Regions from separate parts of the Homo sapiens genome. Here region 1 is linked to region 2. A link is a contact called in ENCODE Hi-C or POLR2A ChIA-PET data. All regions are on one chromosome and are shown on one strand. Each heading gives the region's core, a stretch centred on a gene start or an enhancer-like site at or near the end of the contact. The rest is flanking DNA. Distances are from core to core; before and after follow the strand shown.

The links. A loop is a pair of places that touch in the nucleus more often than their neighbours do. ChIA-PET counts read pairs that join two places held with the same protein, here RNA polymerase II (POLR2A). Pooled maps may share reads with other maps.
Region 1: a map of PC-3 shows a loop between it and region 2 (2.5-fold over the local background). The contact joins two enhancer-like sites. A Hi-C loop is called at or near these places in 3 of 168 maps with a recorded cell type or tissue (Calu3, PC-3 and aorta) and 3 of 50 pooled maps. POLR2A ChIA-PET finds 5 or more read pairs at or near these places in 9 of 52 experiments (AG04450, BJ, H1 and 5 more).

The regions. Positions count from the first base shown.
Region 1 is chr3:45,075,696-45,080,760 of GRCh38, forward strand. All of the region lies in intron 1 of LOC124906233 (a long non-coding RNA gene), which reads left to right. Among named protein-coding and RNA genes, the nearest start is that of CLEC3B, 52 kb to the left of the region's middle. Within about 2 kb of position 3,381, at least 2 of the 41 ENCODE cell types and tissues checked have a DNase peak (open chromatin) inside an H3K27ac peak, as active enhancers do.
Region 2 is chr3:45,040,953-45,046,086 of GRCh38, forward strand. No RefSeq gene overlaps it. Among named protein-coding and RNA genes, the nearest start is that of CLEC3B, 17 kb to the left of the region's middle. Within about 2 kb of position 2,944, at least 2 of the 41 ENCODE cell types and tissues checked have a DNase peak (open chromatin) inside an H3K27ac peak, as active enhancers do.

The DNA.
Region 1 (5,065 bases), core at 2,131-4,630, 35 kb after region 2:
AGCTTATAAAGGTGTGGCACAGAAGGCCCGTTGATAGAGTTTAAAAATCATGTGCACAGGAGTGGAAAGTTTGGGTGAGCAAGCAGAGGCCAGCACCCTGAAGAAAGAGGCTGATGGAGTTTAAGACACACTAGGACTCAAATCTCGGTCTGTCTCTTAGTTGTGAAGCCCCAGACAGGTTGTTTAACCTCTCAGAGACTGCCTCATCCTCTGAAAAGGCCTGGCTACTTAATTTGCCAGAGCCCAGGGCAAAATAAAAACACTGGGTCCCTTGTTCAAAAATTATTAAGAATTTTGAGCTGGCAACAGCAGAGACCAAGTGTGGGGCCCTTCCGAGTTGCAGGCTCTGTGTAACGCGTAGGTTACATGACCACGAAGCTGCCTCCTGGGTCTTGAGGATGCGGGCTGGGCAGTCAGAGTGTTGAAAATGGGAGAGGGAACAAAGGCGAGAGCGTTTGCTGCTGCTGCACTGCTGCTGGCCTGGGCAGAAGGCTGGGGTGGGGAGCTCTTTTCTTACATCAGTTTCAGATCTTCCCTCTTTCTGAGTCCTGTAGACTATAGCTAATCTTTTCCTAGGCTTGTTTGTTGGCTGGGTCTCAAATGACCATAGTCTAGCTCTTGCAGTTACCTACTGACATGGTTTAGATCTGTGTCCCTACTGACATGGTTTAGCTCGTGTCCCCACCAGATCTCATCTTGAATTGTACTCCCATAATTCCCACGTGTTGTGGGAGGGACTTGGTGGGAGATAATTTAAATCATGAGGGTGGTTTCCCCCATACTGTTCGCATGGTAGTGAATAAGTCTCATGAGATCTGATGGTTTTATCAGGGGGTTCTGCTTTTGCATCTTCCTCATTTTTCTCTTGCCACCACCATGTTAAGAAGAGCCTTTTGCCTCCCACCATGATTCTGAGGCCTCCCCAGCCATGCAGAACTGTAAGTCCAATTAAACCTCTTTTTCTTCCCAGTCTCGGGTATGTCTTTATCAGCAGCATGAAAATGGACTAATACAGTAACTTGGTACCAGCAGAAGGGGTGCCTCTGAAAAGATACCCAAAAATGTGGAAGCAACTTTGGAACTGGGTAACAGGCAGAGGTTGGAACAGTTTGGAGGGCTCAAAAAAAGACAAGAAAATGTGGGAAAGTTTGGTACTTTCTAGAGACTTGTTGAATGCCTTTGCCCAAAATGCTGATAGCAATATGGACAATAAAGTCCAGGCTGAGGTAGTCTCAGATGGAGATGAGGAACTTGTTGGGAAGTGGAGCAAAGATGACTCTTGTTATGTTTTAGCAAAGTGACTGGTGGCATTTTGCCCCTGCTGTAGAGATTTGTGGAATTTTGAACTTGAGAGAGGTGATTTAGGGTATCTGTGGAAGAAATGTCTAAGCAGCAAAGCATTCAAGAGGTGACTTGGGTGCTATTTAAGGCATTCAGTTTTAATAAGGAAGCAGAACATAAAAGTTTGGAAAGTTTGCAGCCTGAAAATGCAGTATAAAAGAAAAATCTATTTTCTGAGGAGAAATTCATGAAAGCTGCAGAAATTTGCATAAGTAATGAGGAGCCGAATGTTAATCCCCAAGACAATGGGGAAATGTCTCCAGGGCATATCAAAGGTCTTCATGGCAGCCCCTCCCATCACAGGCCCAGAGGCCTAGGAGGAAAAAAATGGTTTTGAGGGCCAGGCCCAGGGTACCTGTGCTGTGTGCAGTCTAGGGACTTGGTGCCCTGCATCCCAGCCACTTCAGCTATGGCTGAAAGGGGCCAATGTAGAGCGTGGGCTGTGGCTTCAAAGGGTGCAAGTCCCAGGGCTTGGCAGCTTCCACATGGTGTTGAGCCTGCAAGTGCACAGAAGTGAAGAACTGAGGTTTGGGAACCTCAGCCTAGATTTCAGAGGATGTATGGAAACGCCTGGCTGTGCAGGCAGAAGTTTGCTGCAGGGGCGGGGCTCTCATGGAGAACCTCTGCTAGAGCAGTGCAGAAGGGAAATGTGGGGTTGGAGCCCCCACAGAGAGTCCCTACTGGGGCACTGCCTAGTGGAGCTGTGAGAAGAGGGCCACTGTCCTCCAGACCCCAAAATGGTAGACCCACTGACAGCTTGCACTGTGCACCTGGAAAAGCCGCAGACCGCAGACTCAACGCTCGCCCATGAAAGCAGCCAGGAGGGAGGCTGTATCCTGCAAAGCCACAGGGGCAGAGCTGTCCAAGACCATGGGAACCCGCCTCTTGTTTCAGCATGACCTGGATGTGAGACATGGAGTCAAAGAAGATCATTTTGGAGCTTTAAGATTTGACTGCCCCACTGGATTTCAGGCTTGCATGGGGCCTATAATCCCTTTGTTTTGACAAATTTCTCCCATTTGAAATGGCTGTATTTACTCAATACCTGTACCCCCATTGTGTCTAGGAAGTAACTAGCTTGCTTTTGATTTTACAGGCTCATAGGTGGAAGAGACTTGCCTTGTCTCAGATGAGACTTTGGACTGTGGACTTTTGGGTTAATGCTGAAATGAGTTAAGACTTTGGGGGACTGTTGGGAAGGCATGATTGGTTTTGAAATGTGAGGACATGAGATTTGGAGGGGCCAGGGGTGGGATGATATGGTTTGGCTCTGTGTCCCCACCTAGATCTCATTTTGAATTGTACTCCCATAATTCCCACATGTTGTGGGAGGGACCTGGTGGGAGATAATTTGAATCATGGGGGCAGTTTTCCCTATACTGTTCCCATGGTAGTGAGTAAGTCTTACAAGACCTGATGGTTTTGTCAGGGGTTTCTGCTTTTGCATCTTCATCATTTTTCTGTTGCCACTGCCATGTAAGAAGTGCCTTTAACCTTCCACCATGATTCTGAGGCCTCCCCAGCCATGTGGAACTGCAAGTCCAACTATACCTCTTTTTCTTCCCAGTCTCAGGTATGTCTTTATCAGCAGCATGAAAACGGACTAATACACCTACATTAAAGGGCAGAGAAGAGGCCGTGCTGGTTCATCCATATAACTCATGGGATCATTAGGAGGTTCTTAAGGCTGGGTACAGGGGCTCATGCCTGTAATCCCAGCACTTTGCTGGGTGAAGGCAGGCAGACTCACCTGAGGTCAGGAGTTTGAGCCTGGCCATGGTGAAGCCTGCCTCTACTAAAAATACAAAAATTAGCCAGGCGTGGTGGGGCACACCTGTAATCCCAGCCATTCAGGAGGCTGAGGCATGAGAATCGCTTGAACCTGGGAGGTGGAGGTTGCAGTGAGCCAAGATCATGCCACTGCACTTCAGCCTGGGCAATAGAGCGAGACTCTGTCTCAAAAAAAAAAAAAAATTGTTCTTATGAAGCCTGAGGCTAGGAGAGAATTGGCCAGCAGGAGGCTGAGTTCCACCTTTCTCATTTCGTCATAAGCACGTTTAAAGCCAAGAAACAGCCTTGTGAACCGCCCAAACAGAACAGTGAGCTGTGAGGTTGGGTGTCGTTTGCAGGCTCCCCAGGACTGGCTGAGGATGCCTTGATGTGGCACTGATTAGAGATGATCCCAGAGACCACACAGATGTGAACAGGACTCCCCTCTTCCGTGGGGAACAGAAGTCCATGAGAGGCTGGGTCTGAAGGGCAGGGCGAGGGTAAAGGAGACAGGTTTGGCAGCAGCCTGGAGGGCTATAGGTGCTTTGCCCTGTGGCTTTAACATCAGATCCCCAAGTATCCCTGACCTGGGGGAGGAGCTGCCAACACAAAGTCCAGAAAGGGCAGGGCATATAGGTGGAAGCAGAAATGCCAATCAGGATGAGTGACAGGGATGAACCAAAGTTGGGTTCAATATTCTGGACCTGGGTGACTGGAGGAATCAAAGCATTCTAGAGTTAGAAGTGGCCTTAGAATATTTAATCTTGTGCCTAGGACTAGATATTGTGCTTCAGTGTCCCTGAGACCTCCTCCACCTCAAACTTGTGGCCTCCTGAAGGAAAGAAAAAGAGACAAACACTATCTAGGAAGCCCTGGGGTCCACCAGACTCCTCGGCAGCCACTCTCCCGACTGTGGCTCCCAGGAGAACCCAGTCTCATGGCCTAGCTGAGTAGCAGAGCACTGTGGAAAGGCTGTATGGTTGCTGCCCTGCCTCTTGCTGCTCTGTGACCCTGGGCTCGTGACTTCACCTTGCTGGGCCTTCTTTCACCAGTAAGCTGAAAATAAGCTTTGCTGCTAGGATATTAATTGGTGACATGAGATAAGGTTTGTAAAACACAGGGCACTTGCCTGACATCTACTTCCTCCTTGCCATCTGGAAGCCTCCAGTATAACACCTGCCTGAAGTCATAGCTGAAGTACAACATGTTTCTGACAATTAAATGTAACAGACATAATTTCTAGGGCACCCACTGCATTGGACAATGTGAGACAGATGGACTAAGTACAAGACATGGACCTCTACCTCTGAAAAAAGTAGCATCTTGGTTAAGCAAAAGACACACAAGCACAAGCTTTTTAAATTATGAAACTAATACAGCTACATGCAGAAGAATTATGAATCAAAAGGACTATTGGGATTTAGAAGGAGAGCTTAGCAGAGTTGGAGGGCTTCCTGGAGAAAATGGGCTCTGTGATAGACTCTGAAGTGCTGGTAAGGCATGGAAGGTGGGCAGCTTTTGCTGTGAGTTGTCCAGGAACAATGGCAAGAGCAAGGTGTGGGCAAGAGCAAGGTGTGGGCAAGAGCAAGGTGTGGGCAGGAGTGGATTCAGAGCCCCACTGGAATAGAGTTTTGAAGTCATGGATGAAGTGGGCGGAGAGAGGTCTGAAGAGGTTAGGAGGGCCAGGCAGTGGACTGGAGGTGCCACACCACCAGCAAAAGACCAAGGATTCTGTTCTAAGGGCCAACCAAGTCTGGAGGCACAGATTTCAGAGTGAGGGAGTCACATGATGAAAAAGGAATGGTGGAATAGAGGGGGATGTTGGATGGGAGGAGAATCTAGAACAATCAGGGTGAGTGACAGGGATGAAATGAAGTTAGGTCCAATATTCTGGGCCTGGGTGACTGGAGGAATCAAAGCATTCTAGAGCGTGAAGTGACCTTAGAAGATGTAA
Region 2 (5,134 bases), core at 1,694-4,193:
TCAATGCAATCTTTATTTTTTTATTTTTATTTTTTTTGAGACCGAGTCTCACTCTGTCGCCCAGGCTGGAGTGCAGTGATGTGATCTCGGCTCAATTCAACCTCTGTCTCCTGGCTTCAAGTGATTCTCCTGCCTCAGCCTCCCTAGTAGTGGGGATTACAGGCGTGCTCCACCATGCTTGGCTAATTTTTGTATTTTTAGTAGAGACAGGGTTTCACCATGTTGTCTTGAACTCCTGACCTCAGGTGATCCATCCACCTCGGCCTCCTAAAATGCTGGGATTACAGGCATGAACCACAGTGTCTGGCCCAATGCAATCTTTAGAAGAAGAAACTGAGGTACAGGGAGGCTAAATGACCAGCCATGGTCACACACCTTGCTAGAGAATGAGCCCAGGAGTCTCACTTTTTTAGTAGGAAGTAGCTTTTTGCAAACCATTTCTCCAAGTCAACACCTGGTAAGTATTGAGTGCCTACTATGCACCAAGCACTCTGCCTGGAGCCTGCTCTTGAGTTGTTGTTTACCACCTGACAGGACACTCGGCATTTTTAAGAGCTCAAAGACAAATGGATGGAGCTGCTTTTGAGAGTAGCTCTCCTGGTTTGCACTGTTGAGAAAATTGGACAATAAGGTAGGAAAATGCTTTTTGGATGAGGACAGGCAAGCCACACAGCTAGGCCAAAGGCAAATTAGGAAACTAGGGCTTCCTCTAACCTCTAGGGTTTTCTTAAACCAGGTTGTCAGTGGCAGTGACACTAGGTCAGAAAGAAACTCTAGATTTAGATTCCAGCTCTGCCACCTTCTAGTCTTGTGGCCTTGGAGAAGTCACACTGTTTGAACTGTGGTTTCTTCATCTGCATGATTTGAAATGGGAGGAGCAGCAGAGCCAAGTTCACAGACATGAAAGCTGAAGACAAGTTTCTTAGCCTCTCAAGTCAGCCATGGCTGGTTTATCTGTGGTTACTGTATCACTTCAAATCACCTATGAATGATTCTCTCCAAGGCCATTAGTGAAGGCAGCAGAGAAGGGCCTGGAGTCCACATCTGTTTAGCTACCAGATACTCTGCTTCCACGAGCCAGGCTAGCTTTCTATGATGAGAGATGTGCACGGGGAGGTGAAGAACAGATCATCCACTGGGAACCACAGTGACCCAGGCTTAGGATCACTCTTTCTGAGGCTGTTTTCCCATCTGGCAGGTGGGCTTATTCCCTCCCTCACGCTGCTGTTGTGGACTACACCTGTGTAAAGGCTCTGCCCTGCTGCTTGGCACACAATTATGAAGATTGTGGAACAATGGTACCGATGAAAAAGCTTTGGAAACGAAACTCCCCTACATAAGAGATAACAAAAAGCATGACTTTACCTGGGTAGGAAAAAACCACAGTGAGCTCAGCTGTGACCTAGTTCCTTATTATACAAGAAAGACAATTCTCTAGGGAAGATAGTCTGGCAATGCAGTTGGCTCTGAACTAATAAGGATCTGGCCAAATTGAAAGTTAGGTCAGTGGTTCTCAGGCCATGCCAGACAGTAAAATCACCTGAAGTACTTTCTAGAAAACCCAATACCCTGGCTACACTCTAGACTGGTTAAATCAGAATCTCTGGGGAGCAGAATCAGGCACTGGTAGTGTTTAAAGCTCCCCAGGTGATTCCAAGATGTAGTGGTTGGGAACCAGACTTATGTGAAGCCAGCTGCCTCCTAGGTTAGGCTTTTGGAAAAAAACTCATCAGCCCTAGAATATCTCTTCCCATTTCTTGAGTCTTCCTCAAGAAATTCCTACCACTCTAGCTATTGAGCAATGGTACCATGCACACTAACCAGGTTTGGTGACAATCAGATTGGTCGTTTTAAATTGATTTTAACAAGAAGCAGAGGTTGGAGTTGAAGAACTTAGTGTAATCAGTTAATTTCAGTAGGAAGTAGGCATGCTTATCAGCTAGGATTAGATTTGGTTTAAAATCCAGAATAACCGGGACTTAGCCAGGTATGATGGCCCACTCCTGTAATCCCAGCTACTCAGGAGGCTGAAACAGGATGATTGCTTGAGCCCAGGAGTTTGAGACCAGCCTAAGCAATATAGCAAGACTCTCATCTTTAAAAAGAAGAATAATAAAATAAAATATATTAAAAAAATAAAAACAGAGACTTAAACAAGACAGAAAACTTGAGCCAGGTAGTCCAGTGCTGGTCTGGCCACTTCATGGTCATTGGAGATCAAAGTTCCTTCTATTTTTCCACTCTACCATCCTAGCATGGAGCTTCCATCTTTGAGGTCACCTCAGGGTCCATGATGGCTGCTGGAGCTCCAGCCATTATTATCCCCACTTCAGAAAGGAAGAATGGGTAAGAAAGGTCGAGTCAGCTTCCTTTTTTTTTTTTTTTTTCTTGAGATGGAGTTTCACTCTTATTGCCCAGGCTGGAGTGCAATGGCGTGATCTCAGCTCACCACAACCTCTGCCTCCCAGGTTCAAGCGATTCTCCTGCCTCAGCCTCCTTAGTAGCTGGGATTACAGGCATGCGCCACCATGCCTGGCTAATTTTGTATTTTTAGTAGAGGCGGGTTTTCTCCATGTTGGTCAGGCTAGTCTTGAACTCCCGACCTTAGGTGATCTGCCCGGCTCGGCCTCCCAAACTGCTGGGATTACAGGCATGAGCCACCGTGCCTGGCCTCCAGTCAGCTTCCTTTAAGGAGTGTTCTCTTTTCCTTATATCTATCGCATAGGCCAGAACTTTTTCCAGTGTGTAGCTGTAAGGAAGGCTGAGAAGTGCAATCTTTTAAGTAGTTACCTTGACACCCAAATTAAATTAAACTCTTTAAGGAAAGGGCAAATGGGAAGCAACTAGAAGTTTGTGTCATGGAGCCATTGCAGACCCAAAGCCTGAATGTTGGAGGGAACTGGAAACTAGGGGGCAGGAGAATTAAAAGATCTTGAAGACTAAATGATGACTCATCCGTCTGGTTCCCAAAAGCTTGCTCCTATGAGTCTTTCAGTAGAGGAAGAATGTTTTCAATTGTGCGGCTGGGTTAAATCCTAGTTCCTTTTCAACAAATTCCTAGTTCCTAAGCATGGCTTTCTCAGCCTTTGCTTTGGAATTAGCCCTCTCAAGAGGCCTCTTCTTAAAGAGCATGAACCTAGGAGAGTGCTATGCCCCTAAGTAGCTTCCTACCTGCCTATTCCTGCATGGTAGGATCATTGATTGCTGGCTCTGTGACTCTGTGGCAGAGCTTGACTAAACTTTGCACAGCTTTTTTATTCTCCCACTCCCTTGGAGAGTTAGTTGCACCCTTTTACCAGTCATGTCCCAGTAGGAAACAGATTCCAACTCAGTTCAAAAGACTGTAATGAGGCCGGGCCTGGTGGCTTAAGCCTGTAATCCCAGCACTTTGGGAGGACAAGGTGGGCAGATCACCTGAGGTCAGGAGTTTGTGACAAGCCTGGCCAACATGCTGAAACCCCATCTTTACTAAAAATACAAAAATTAGCTGGGCATGGTGGCACGTACCTGTAATCCCAGCTACTTGGGAGGCTGAGGCAGGAGAATCACTGGGACTCAGGAGACAGAGGTTGCAGTGAGCCGAGATCGCACCACTGCACTCCAGCCTGGGCAACAGAGTGTGATTCTGTCTCAAAAAAAAAAAAAAAGACTGAAAGGATTACAGGCAGTCCTCAATTTATACAGTTCTGATATGCTTAAATATCAATGATCATGTTTTAGTTAAATAACACAGTCCCCCAACCAGATAGTTCAAATTTCAGCTACATTGTTATACTGGTAAAGTATAATTTTATTTTATTTTATTTTTTATTTATTGAGATGGAGTCTTGCTCTGTCATCCAGGCTGGAGTGCAGTGGCATGATCTCGGCTCACTGCAAACTCTGCCTCCTGGGTTCAAGTGATTCTCCAGCCCCAGCCTCCTGAATAGCTGGGACTACAGGCACATGCCACCATACCTGGCTAATTTTTGTATTTTTAGTAGAGATGGGGTTTCACCATGTTGGCCAGGCTGGTCTCAAACTCCTGACCTCAAGTGATGTCCCCCCCTCGGCCTCCCAAAGTGCTGGGATTACAAGTGTGAGCCACTGCACCTGGCCCCTTGCTAAAGTATAATTTCACTGCTAACTCTTCAGGCCACACATCACTAACAGATATGCTGCATGATCAGTGACCCACCACATTGCTTCTTTCAAAGTGTATTGGTGACTGGGCACCATGTGCCTGTTATTCAGCTCATCCACTGGCAGCACAGTGTGTAGTTGTGTTGCACTTTGTCTTCTGGTGAGAAATTCATGTGACAGTTTACAAAAATGGATAATTGAAAGAGGGAACTGACTAATAAAGATAAAAATGCAGCAAAGAAATGCAAAGTGAGAATGATGGAAGTGAGGTTTGTGTAGAATATAAATGGAGTTAGAAAAGAAAAAGCTGACTGTGGGAAGGTGGATGCTGCTGCTGTTTGAAGTTCTGGATATGCAACCAGAGGAACGTAGTGACCGTGAGCTTATCTACATAAATGACAACAGTGCCTGTGGCAAAAAGGATAAAGATGTCCTGGAGGAAATGATGCCAGCAAAAAACCACGAAAAGGAATTCTTAGAGATATTTTGTGACATTGAAAGCAAGAAAGATAAAATGTAAGAACTAATCCAAGCTTGAGAAGGAGGATGACAATTTTCCGGGAATAGAAAAGATACCCACTGAATCGAAATCTATATATAATGGGAAGGAAGTGGCAAGCACTGTCCAAACGGTTCTCGGTAAGATTTTCACAAAGAAAACACTTTAATTTCCAATGTTTCTAATGTTTTCAATTAGTGTATTTAATATCAATTTTTGCGACTTTTTCTCTTACTGACAGTAAGAAAGTTTAATGTTTTGACAAACATTTTTGAAAGGTCAGAGGACAATCGTCCTCTTCCCCATCGATTATTAAGATTGTTTTGCATGGTTTCAGCTTACATGGCCATTTTACAGTCCTAGACTACTGTGCAAAGTGAGTGCTTCCCATACTTACACAGCTCTGGGTACTATTCAGCAAAACGACAAGGGATATTAAGGCATTCAGAGGCTGGCCACAGCGGGAAGTACCCTGTCAGGCAGAAGGCCACAGGAGGAAATAATGCTGCTGGA